Linked DNA regions of Homo sapiens: region 1 is linked to region 2. A link is a loop called in an ENCODE intact Hi-C map of the cell type or tissue named here. Cell type or tissue: dorsolateral prefrontal cortex. All regions are shown on one strand. Each heading gives the region's core, and the rest is flanking DNA. Links, peaks and the distances in the headings are about the cores only. Region 1 overlaps MACF1 (microtubule actin crosslinking factor 1). Region 2 overlaps MACF1 (microtubule actin crosslinking factor 1).

What was found. A loop is a pair of places that touch in the nucleus more often than their neighbours do. Peaks named below come from ENCODE experiments on the same cell type or tissue, not always from the same donor. Only the 100,000 strongest peaks of a DNase experiment are listed, where the experiment ranks them.
Region 1: a loop joins it to region 2, with 2.8 times the contacts of the local background. A loop is called at or near these places in 4 of 110 quality-filtered maps.

The regions. Positions count from the first base shown.
Region 1 is chr1:39,330,082-39,334,476 of GRCh38, reverse strand. MACF1 (microtubule actin crosslinking factor 1) reads right to left here. Exons shown (of 101, transcript NM_001394062.1): 37 at 1-3,274. Among named protein-coding and RNA genes, the nearest start is that of MACF1, 130 kb to the right of the region's middle. In dorsolateral prefrontal cortex, for the core only: no CTCF peak of the experiment used is centred there; no DNase peak of the experiment used is centred there; H3K27ac peaks cover 2,701 bases.
Region 2 is chr1:39,264,114-39,268,508 of GRCh38, reverse strand. All of the region lies in intron 6 of MACF1 (microtubule actin crosslinking factor 1), which reads right to left. Among named protein-coding and RNA genes, the nearest start is that of MACF1, 62 kb to the right of the region's middle. In dorsolateral prefrontal cortex, for the core only: CTCF peaks have their summits at 1,843 and 2,062 (motif pointing left); no DNase peak of the experiment used is centred there; H3K4me3 peaks cover 885 bases; H3K27ac peaks cover 1,891 bases.

The sequences.
Region 1 (4,395 bases), core at 307-4,306, 66 kb before region 2:
AGTAGGGGACAATTCTGCAGTTCTCGGGATCTACAATGCCATGCATCATTCCTGGAGACAATACTGCTTCATTAGTTAACAGTCCTTCTTTTTTAGCTTCTGCCAAGGTCAATCTCTGACCAGAAATGAGATCCACAAAGTTTCCAGTAAAGGCCTGAACCTCCTGGATTTCTCTTTTCAGGTCTGAGGTAATAAGATCTAATTTTATGGCTTTAGGGAGGGAAATATTTTCCTTCGTTTCAGGATTAAAAATCTGATGGATGTTTAAGTTCTCAACTCTTTTGAGTTTCTCGGCTAAATCTTCACCAATTAAGCCATGTCTGAAGGCATTATCAACAGAAAGTCTCATCCCAGATATATGGTGAATGATACCTCCATCTACCACTTGCTTAGTCAACAAACGAACGGCCTCCTCTCTCTCCAAAAGACCTCTGTCAATGGACTGCACAACTGTTAAAGGTGCTTTACTATCAGGGTCTATAAGTCCTGTTGTTTCCATTTGTAAACTAATTAATCTCTCCCTAACTGTTTTTTCAGCATCTCTACCTTTGGAAGCTTTCTCCAGATTTATAAGTTCTGGCTGGTCAGCAACGTCCACCAAGCCAAGAGTTGAGGCCAAAGTTACTGAAACTTTTTTGCCTCGTTTCAGATCAATAATTCCACCAGTCACCACCTGCCTCTCTAAAATTCTGGTGGCTGTTTCCTTGTCAAGAAGTCCAACTGTAACTGCATCCTTTACAGAGCACAGTGTCTGGGTACGGGGGTCTAAGACACCACTTATAGCTTTGTCTGCCATGAGGACATTATGTAATAATTTCTCATCCATCAGACCTTCATTAATGACTTCTTCAGTTGTCAAAGACTCACAAGTCTGAGAGTCAAAGAACCCCTGAAACATGTTCAGCTTCTCCATAAGCTTCACGGCAGTGTGACTTGGCACAATGCCTCGGGATATTGCTTCATTTAGTAAGAGCTTTTGACCTGTTTGTTCATGAAAGATACCACCATCTAGTAACTGTGCAGATAATACATTTAAGGTAGCTTCTTCAAGCAATTCTAATGGATGACTGCATGACAGAAAAATTTCCCTGCCACTATCTTCCTCATCGGTCTTTTCTGACATCATCATACTACCACCTGCGATGTTCTGTGCTTCTTGACTTTCTTTATGGTCATCCTTAGCCAGAAATGTTTTCTTTAACATTTCCTTTTTGTCCAGAGGATGAACATTCCCATCAGTTTCAGACTTTAGTTCTAACTTTATACCTAGAGTTTTCTTTACCTGAACTTGTAACTTTTTGCTTTGGGGTTTTATGTGAGATCCTCCAGTTTCATCATGAATATATTCAGTCTCAAGAGTGTGTGCTTGTTCATTCTGACATGTAAAGGAAGTGTTTCTTAGAGGTTGATGTTCTTTCTTTGGTGTTTCAACAGAAAAAACATCTTTGTCAACCACCAACGGCACACCTTCCGCCTCAGCAGGAGGTATGGTCAGGAGGTGTCCCCTGCTGGCATTTTCTCTGACAGACACTGCTGTTTGGTCTTCCCTTTGGGTACCTATCAACTGCCTTTGTACCTCTAATTTGACTTTATTTATTACCTTCAAAGCATCAATGTTTGGATTTCTCTCTTTTTGTTCTACAAACAGATCCTGTTCAGGGTTCTCTACAGAAGAATCTTCTGTTTCTACAGTGGTCTTTTTGCCTTTTTCTGTAGTGCAATCTTCCCGATCGGGATATTCTTTGTTCTGAGAAGAAAACTGGAACTCAGGCAGCCTCACAGTCCACCCACTGCTGAAAGTTCCTGAGATTTTCACATTAGCTGATTCTTGCAATCCCTCAGGAGTTTTTTGCCTTTGATGCCCAATTTCAACCACTTTTGGAGGACTTGTTTGATACTCATCTCTGGATGTTAGTGTCTCCATCAGCTCTTTATCTAACAGAAGCAGCCTCTGTCCATTTTGCACATTAATATAGCTGTGAGTCATCAGCTGGAACAACAGATTCTCACTCTGGCTTGCTGTGGCCTTAGGGTGGCTCTTGCTGCACGGTAGAACTGCTGCTCCAGGATTAATATTTTGTTCTGCAGAGTCTGCTAGTTGCATGTGGGGCATCACATCAGGTATACAAATCGATTTTAAGTTATTGGCAAGATCTCTATCCAGGATACCACTTTCTATTGCTTTCTTCCAGGACAAAATCTCTGTGGTTGCTGGTAGAAACAGAGCCTTAATATGCTGTCGGTTACTAAGGATTTTATGTGCTAGTTCAGTAGACACAATACCTTGTTCTAGGGCATCTGTAATTGGGAGGATCTCTCCAGATTCAGGCCACAGCAACCCCATGAATGACCAGAGGGACTCCAGAATCACAAGGGCGATCTTAGCAGCTACTAGATCATTGCTCACTGCTTCATCTATTGTTAGCCTTTGCCCCGTGACAGTGTCTATGATGCCTCCTGTCTGAAGCTGCCTTATGAGGATAGCACAGGCCATATCTTGGTCAATCAGATTATGTCTTACAGCCTCTTCCACTGTAAGTCTGTGTCCTGTTCTTGGATCTACTATGCCACCAGCAAAAAGCTGAGCTTCCAGCAACCGGACAGTGACCTGCCTATCTATTAGCCCTTCCTGAACTGCACGGAAAATGCTAACCTTCCGGCCTGATTTCAAGCTCACCATCCCCCCTGCCAATTGTTTGACAGGCAGTAATTTGAATCCTGATTCCTGGTGGACAATACATCGCTGCATCAGATCCAGCAAACCAATTTTCTCAGCTGTGTTAGGGTCTATCAAATTCTTGGATGTTCTAAGATAAGACTCTAATACTGAATGAAGCCATGCAGAAATGAGGCCTTGATGAAAAGCCTCTTCCAGGTTAATACAGTTCTCACTAGGGGAAAGACTGAAACCTCCAGTTGCCAGGTGAGCTTCTAAGATTTTCAGTCCAACTGTCTCACTGATTATTCTCTTTTCAATTGCTTCCACCACAGAAAGAGGGCCTCTGCTCTCAGTAAGCCTGCTTATTAAGGCCAGGGCATCCTGTAGCTCCCGGAGCTGCTGGTACATCTGGGGATTAATGAGGTTTCTGGCTATGCCCTCCTCCAAAGAGAGGTTTTCACCCGTCTCAGGGGCAATGAGGCCAGACATGATAACCTGAGATTCCAGAAGCACTAGGCCTGTGTCTTGGTCAAGGAGGCCCTTTTGCATGGCTTTGAAGATGGGAAATATCTCCACTGTGCCTAGGTCAATCACCCCAGCAACTGCTCTGCATTCCTAAAAAAAAAAAAAAAAAAAAAAAAAAAAGGAAAAGAGAAGAAAAAGAAAACTGAATCAGAGCCAATGGCAAAGCACAACTATTGAAAGGAGTCATTCAAAGAACTATAGTATACAGGCCAGGCACAGTGGCTCACGCCTATAATCTGCCCAAGGCAGGCAAATCATGAGGTCAGGAGTCTGAGACCAGCCTGACCAACATGGTGAAAAACCCGTCTCTACTAAAAATACAAAATATTAGCTGGGTGTGGTGCGCACCTGTAATCCCAGCTACTCAGGAGGCTGAAGCAGGAGAATGGCTTGAACCCGGGAGGTGGAGGTTGTAGTGAGCTGAGATTGCATCACTGCACTCCAGCCTGGGCAACAGAGCGAGACTCTGTCTCAAAAAAAAAAAAAAAAAGTACTACAGTATATAAAATTCTGACCACAAGGAAAACCCAGCATGGGATAAGCCCCAACATGTAGGAAATATTCTGAAGCAAGCCACCCGGTGTTAAGACTAAAAAAGAGTTTTTCTAAACTGCAGAATGTTTAATAGGTCAGAAGTTCCTAGATTACTTGAGAGATAGTGGCATTAAGCATATCTGAGTGACAAGCTCTACAGGGTGGTAAGCAGTGAAAATGATAGGATTTAATCTTATTTCTAAGACTAAATCATCATAAATGTTCTTAAAGACACGTAACAGTTCCCCCAAAGTGAGAATTCAACGCCATACAACAAGTTTTTGGTGTTGCAAACCACACAGAAGACTCTAGAAGTAGCAATTCCCTGCTGATGAGCACAGCAGGACTGGTCCATAGAATAAGAGAGATTTATGCAGCCCAGAAGCTCCAGAACAATTGTGCATCCCAGTAAACAGGCCTGTGTATACTACTCAAGCAACTATTTAGCAAGTGGGATACTCATATTCTTGGACAATGCTAGCTTCTCCCAAGGCAATGGCTCTAAATTAAGTTAGTTCTAGGTCTTGGAAGTAGCAAGTCAAGGAAGAAACAGATTGGGGACCCTTGCCTATGGAACCACTAGTAACTTTTCTTCTGATCCAGGCTAGAATGGGTAGTACAATAACCATGACTACAGCTATCACTTATTACTAGATCTACTGAACACTGACATTTAA
Region 2 (4,395 bases), core at 160-4,159:
CCATCTTACAGGCTCAGAGCTGCAACAAGACAAATTCAAAGCATCTCACTGCAGTTCAGAAATCACTTGACCTAAAAGCAGACAGAAACCGGATTGGCTGCAGCTTCCTCTCTCCAAATATGAGGTAATTGGAGCACTGCCCTCAGTAACACAAACAGAAAGCAAAAAGGAGCTAGAAACCAGGGGAGGGGAAAAACTAGGGAGGGCCAGGAGGAGGAGGGAAAATGTAAGTGTAAATTGAAAATGGAGGGAAAAAGAAGAGAGGCCGTGGCAGAAGGTAACGTGGAGGAAGGAGGAGGAGAATAGTACCAAAAAGGGAAAAAGCAAACCAGCTCGGCTGGTACTAACCAGCAAGGGAAGGGAAGGGCCCGGGCCAAGAAGAACCAAGCCTGGTGAAGCTGCAATTATGGCTCCCAAACTACAAAATGAAATAGATTTTAAGTGTTGCACCAAGATGCCCAAAAGAAAATATCAAGCAGATATACATATTCTGAATTTTTTCAGGTCAGAAAACAATAAAATTATTTTAATGAAATTATAACCTGAAGAAACCAGAGCCTTCTTCTTACAGTTAAGAAAAGGAACACAGACTTTAAAGATCTAGCCTTCTGGAGCATTTATTTCCCTCCTTTTTCCTATAAAAGAAAAGAAAGATCTGTTAATTCTGCCAGCCAATGACACAGACAGGAAAAATCTGGAAGTTGGTTTTGAGTACAGTAAATGAGTGCTTGGTAAAAAGAATACCACTTCTAAATACAACAGATGAACAGGGTCTCTGATGAACAATATTTGACAAAAATGTTCAATAGTAATTATTGATGCTGCCACTGCTAACATCTAATATATTTTTTGCACTTGCTGTGTGCCAAGCACTGTGTAAAGTTATTTACATGGACTTTCTCATTTAATTCTTACAGTCACTATATGAGGTCAAAACTATTATTTTATATTTTATCGGTAAAGAAACTGAGGTTTGGCCAGGCGCAGTGGCTCACGCCTATTATAATCCTAGTACTCTAGAAGGCCAAGGCAGGCGGATTGCCTGAGCTCAGGAGTTTAAGACCAGCCTGGGCAACATGGTGAAACCCCGTCTCTACTAAAATACAAAAAATTAGCTGGGCACAGTGGCATGCGCCCTTAGTCCCAGCTATTCAGGAGGCTGAGGCATGAGAATTGCTTGAACTGGGAGGTGGAGGTTGCAGTGAGCCAAGATCATGTCACTGCACTCCAGCCTGGCCAACAGAACAAGACTCTGTCTCCAAAAAAGAAAAAAGAAACTGAGGTTTAAGAAAGTTGATTAATAGCCCTAGGTTACACAGCTAGTAAGTGACAAAGCCAGAACATGAACTTCTGTTAACTTTAAGACTTTTAATTTCAACCCCAACTACTCTCTTCTAACTACTGCAGTAGTGGAAATCTGTACTCAGTTGCCAGTTGTGTAAAATAAGAAGTTCCCCCACTGTTCTGAATTGGTAATTAGACTGCATGGACCAAGAGCTCAATCAAAGAGATAACACTTGTTGCCATTTGGGAGTAAGAGAAGAAGCTGCCAAAAAGAGGTTCAGGTGGTTTTTACTCCCATTGCAGTAGGGCAGGAAGTCTGAATTTCAGACTGTAAAAGTCGGATTCAAAAATCACCTTGTGATGTCAGTGAAGATTCCTCCACCCCAATTTTTTTTAGTATAGTATCTGCTATATGGGAAAAGACTATAACCCAAAGGGCTGTGAATGGAGAATAAAATTATATATGTGTTTCTTTCCTATTGCAGTTATTTATTCTACAACAAAAGGATCCAGGCCACACAGCAGAAAGCAGTAGCCTGCCTGGTTCCATGCAAGCCATAAAGACTTACACTAGCATAGCCTTAACTATCTTTCCTGGAGACCTGAAAAAAAAAAAAAAAAAAAAAAAAAGGAAAAGACCACAAAAGGAAAGCAACAAGAAGCCCTAAAGCAACGGCTTTTACACAATCCCTTCTAAGACCCTCCTGATGTCCCATCTGCCTCACAACTGCAGTAGGTGTTCTTCCCCTAAGCCTTATCCTTAAGGCTGACTGCAAAACTGCAGCACCATCTTATGGCCATCACAAACTATAGTAAGAAATAAGCAGAGAGCATGGGAGAGAAACTCATGCTACTGCAAATCATTTAATTAACAAAGAATCTGACATTACAATATGAAGTTCTCTAGGCAGGTACCAGGCCTTCACTCCTCCAGTGAAGAAACCTGGAACTATGGGAACTTTAAGATGCACTTGAATTTTATGAATGACATACAAGCAAACCAAAATCCTGAAACTAATAAACTTAGAGGCAAGAGAAATAGCTGCTTAATATGACTACTACTGCTGTAGAGTTTCTCTGAGAATTTACTTCTGTGAGCCTATTCTTTTTTTAAAATTTCTGCATATGTCAGACCAATCAGACCTTCATTTCCTTCTGCTCCAGAGAAAAACTGGTCTAGGGAAGGAGCAGAGATTTCAGTAAGGTGGACCTAGGTTCAACTTCCCAGCTCATAAGTTAAGTAACCTAACTAGTTTATTAGATGGTTCAGTTTCCTTACTTGTAAAATGTGCATACTACCACCTACTTACTGGGATTGTAGACAAGGTTAATGAGATAATGTCCATAAAGTACTTGGCTCAGTACTTGACCTACAGTAAATTTCTTTTCTTCCCATTTATTACTGGAACTAAAAGTTATGAGACATCCCCAGCCCCCGGGGGGATCCTAAGATATAGATGGTCCCTGACTTAAAATGGTCCAGCTTATTTTTCGACTTTCCAGTGGTGAGAAATCCATATGCATTCAGTAGAAACTGTACTTCAAGTACTCACACAACCATTCCGTTTTTCACTTTCAGTACAGCACTCAATAAATTACATGAGCTAGTCAACACTTTACTATCAAACAGGCTTTGTGTTACATGATTTTGGCCAAATGCTCAACGGTTAGCTAATATAAGTGTTCGGAATACATTTAAGATAGGCTAAACTATAGTTTTCAGTAGGTATATCAGATGTATTTTCAACTAAGTTAATTCTGATTACGAGACCTTTCCCCAAGACCTTTTCTCATCTAACCTGGTCTCTTAACACAAGACTTGCTGCCTTCTGGGAAAGCACACTTTGAGGCCTATACATTCTTTATGCCTTCTCCTTTGGCTTTTTGTAGATAACTGTTTACTGCCCACAGGTCTCCCACAGAGACAGCCAGAGTGAAAGACTCCAAAGCAAAAGAACTCATTCATTCATTCATTCCAAAAACACAAATGGTGCCTCATCTATATGCCAAGCACCAAGTGCCATAAAGTGCACAAAACTGTAAACCTCAAGTCTAGCCAGCTAAGACCTCCCATTTTTTGAAAATTTCAAAATGCTAGGCATACACTAGTATTTAACAAACATTTGAGGGTTGGAAAACTAGTTTTGTCAGATTCTGCCTATAAAGAGTTTATAGTATCTTTTAGAAGAACTATAAATCTTAACCTATACCTTAAAACAAGCTTGGACAAAGCCAAAAGACAAGAAATCCTGGCCGGGCGCGGTGGCTCACGCCTGTAATCCCAGCACTTTGGGAGGCCGAGGCGGGTGGATCATGAGGTCAGGAGATCGAGACCATCCTGGCTAACAAGGTGAAACCCCGTCTCTACTAAAAAATACAAAAAATTAGCCGGGCGCGGTGGCGGGCGCCTGTAGTCCCAGCTACTGGGGAGGCTGAGGCAGGAGAATGGCGTGAACCCGGGAAGCGGAGCTTGCAGTGAGCCGAGATTGTGCCACTGCAGTCCGCAGTCCGGCCTGGGCGACAGAGCGAGACTCCGTCTCAAAAAAAAAAAAAAAAAAAAAAGAAATCCTATCTGGGTGTGTAACCCAAAAAAGTCAGTCGGTCTCTGTGTTTCAGTTTCCTTATCTGAGAAATGGGCATAAGAAAACAGACATTACAGCCTATTTATTTGGTCTACCTACTCCAAAGCTTTGAGAAGATCAAATTCATGAAACAATCCATTCATTTAATAAATATTTACTGACTGCCTATTCTATGCCAGGCAAAGAAAAGAACAAGAGACAAAAATCCCTGCCATTGTTAAGCTTACATACTAATGCAGGCATCCAGGCAGCAAATAAACAAGTAAACATGTAATATGTCAAATAGTAGTAAATGTTACCCAATACAATACTGTAAGTCATACAGTACCTTTGAGAGCAATTTGGCAAAATATAGGCAAACTGAAGGAAAGTATATAACCCAGCAATTCCAGTCCAGGTATCAATCCCAAAACCCTCTTTGCTATAGGCACAAGGATGCATATACACAGATGTTCACTGTAGCAATGAATGTTTTATTCATACAATTAAATAATACGTTACAAATAATAGATGTGTTACACAGCTGCAG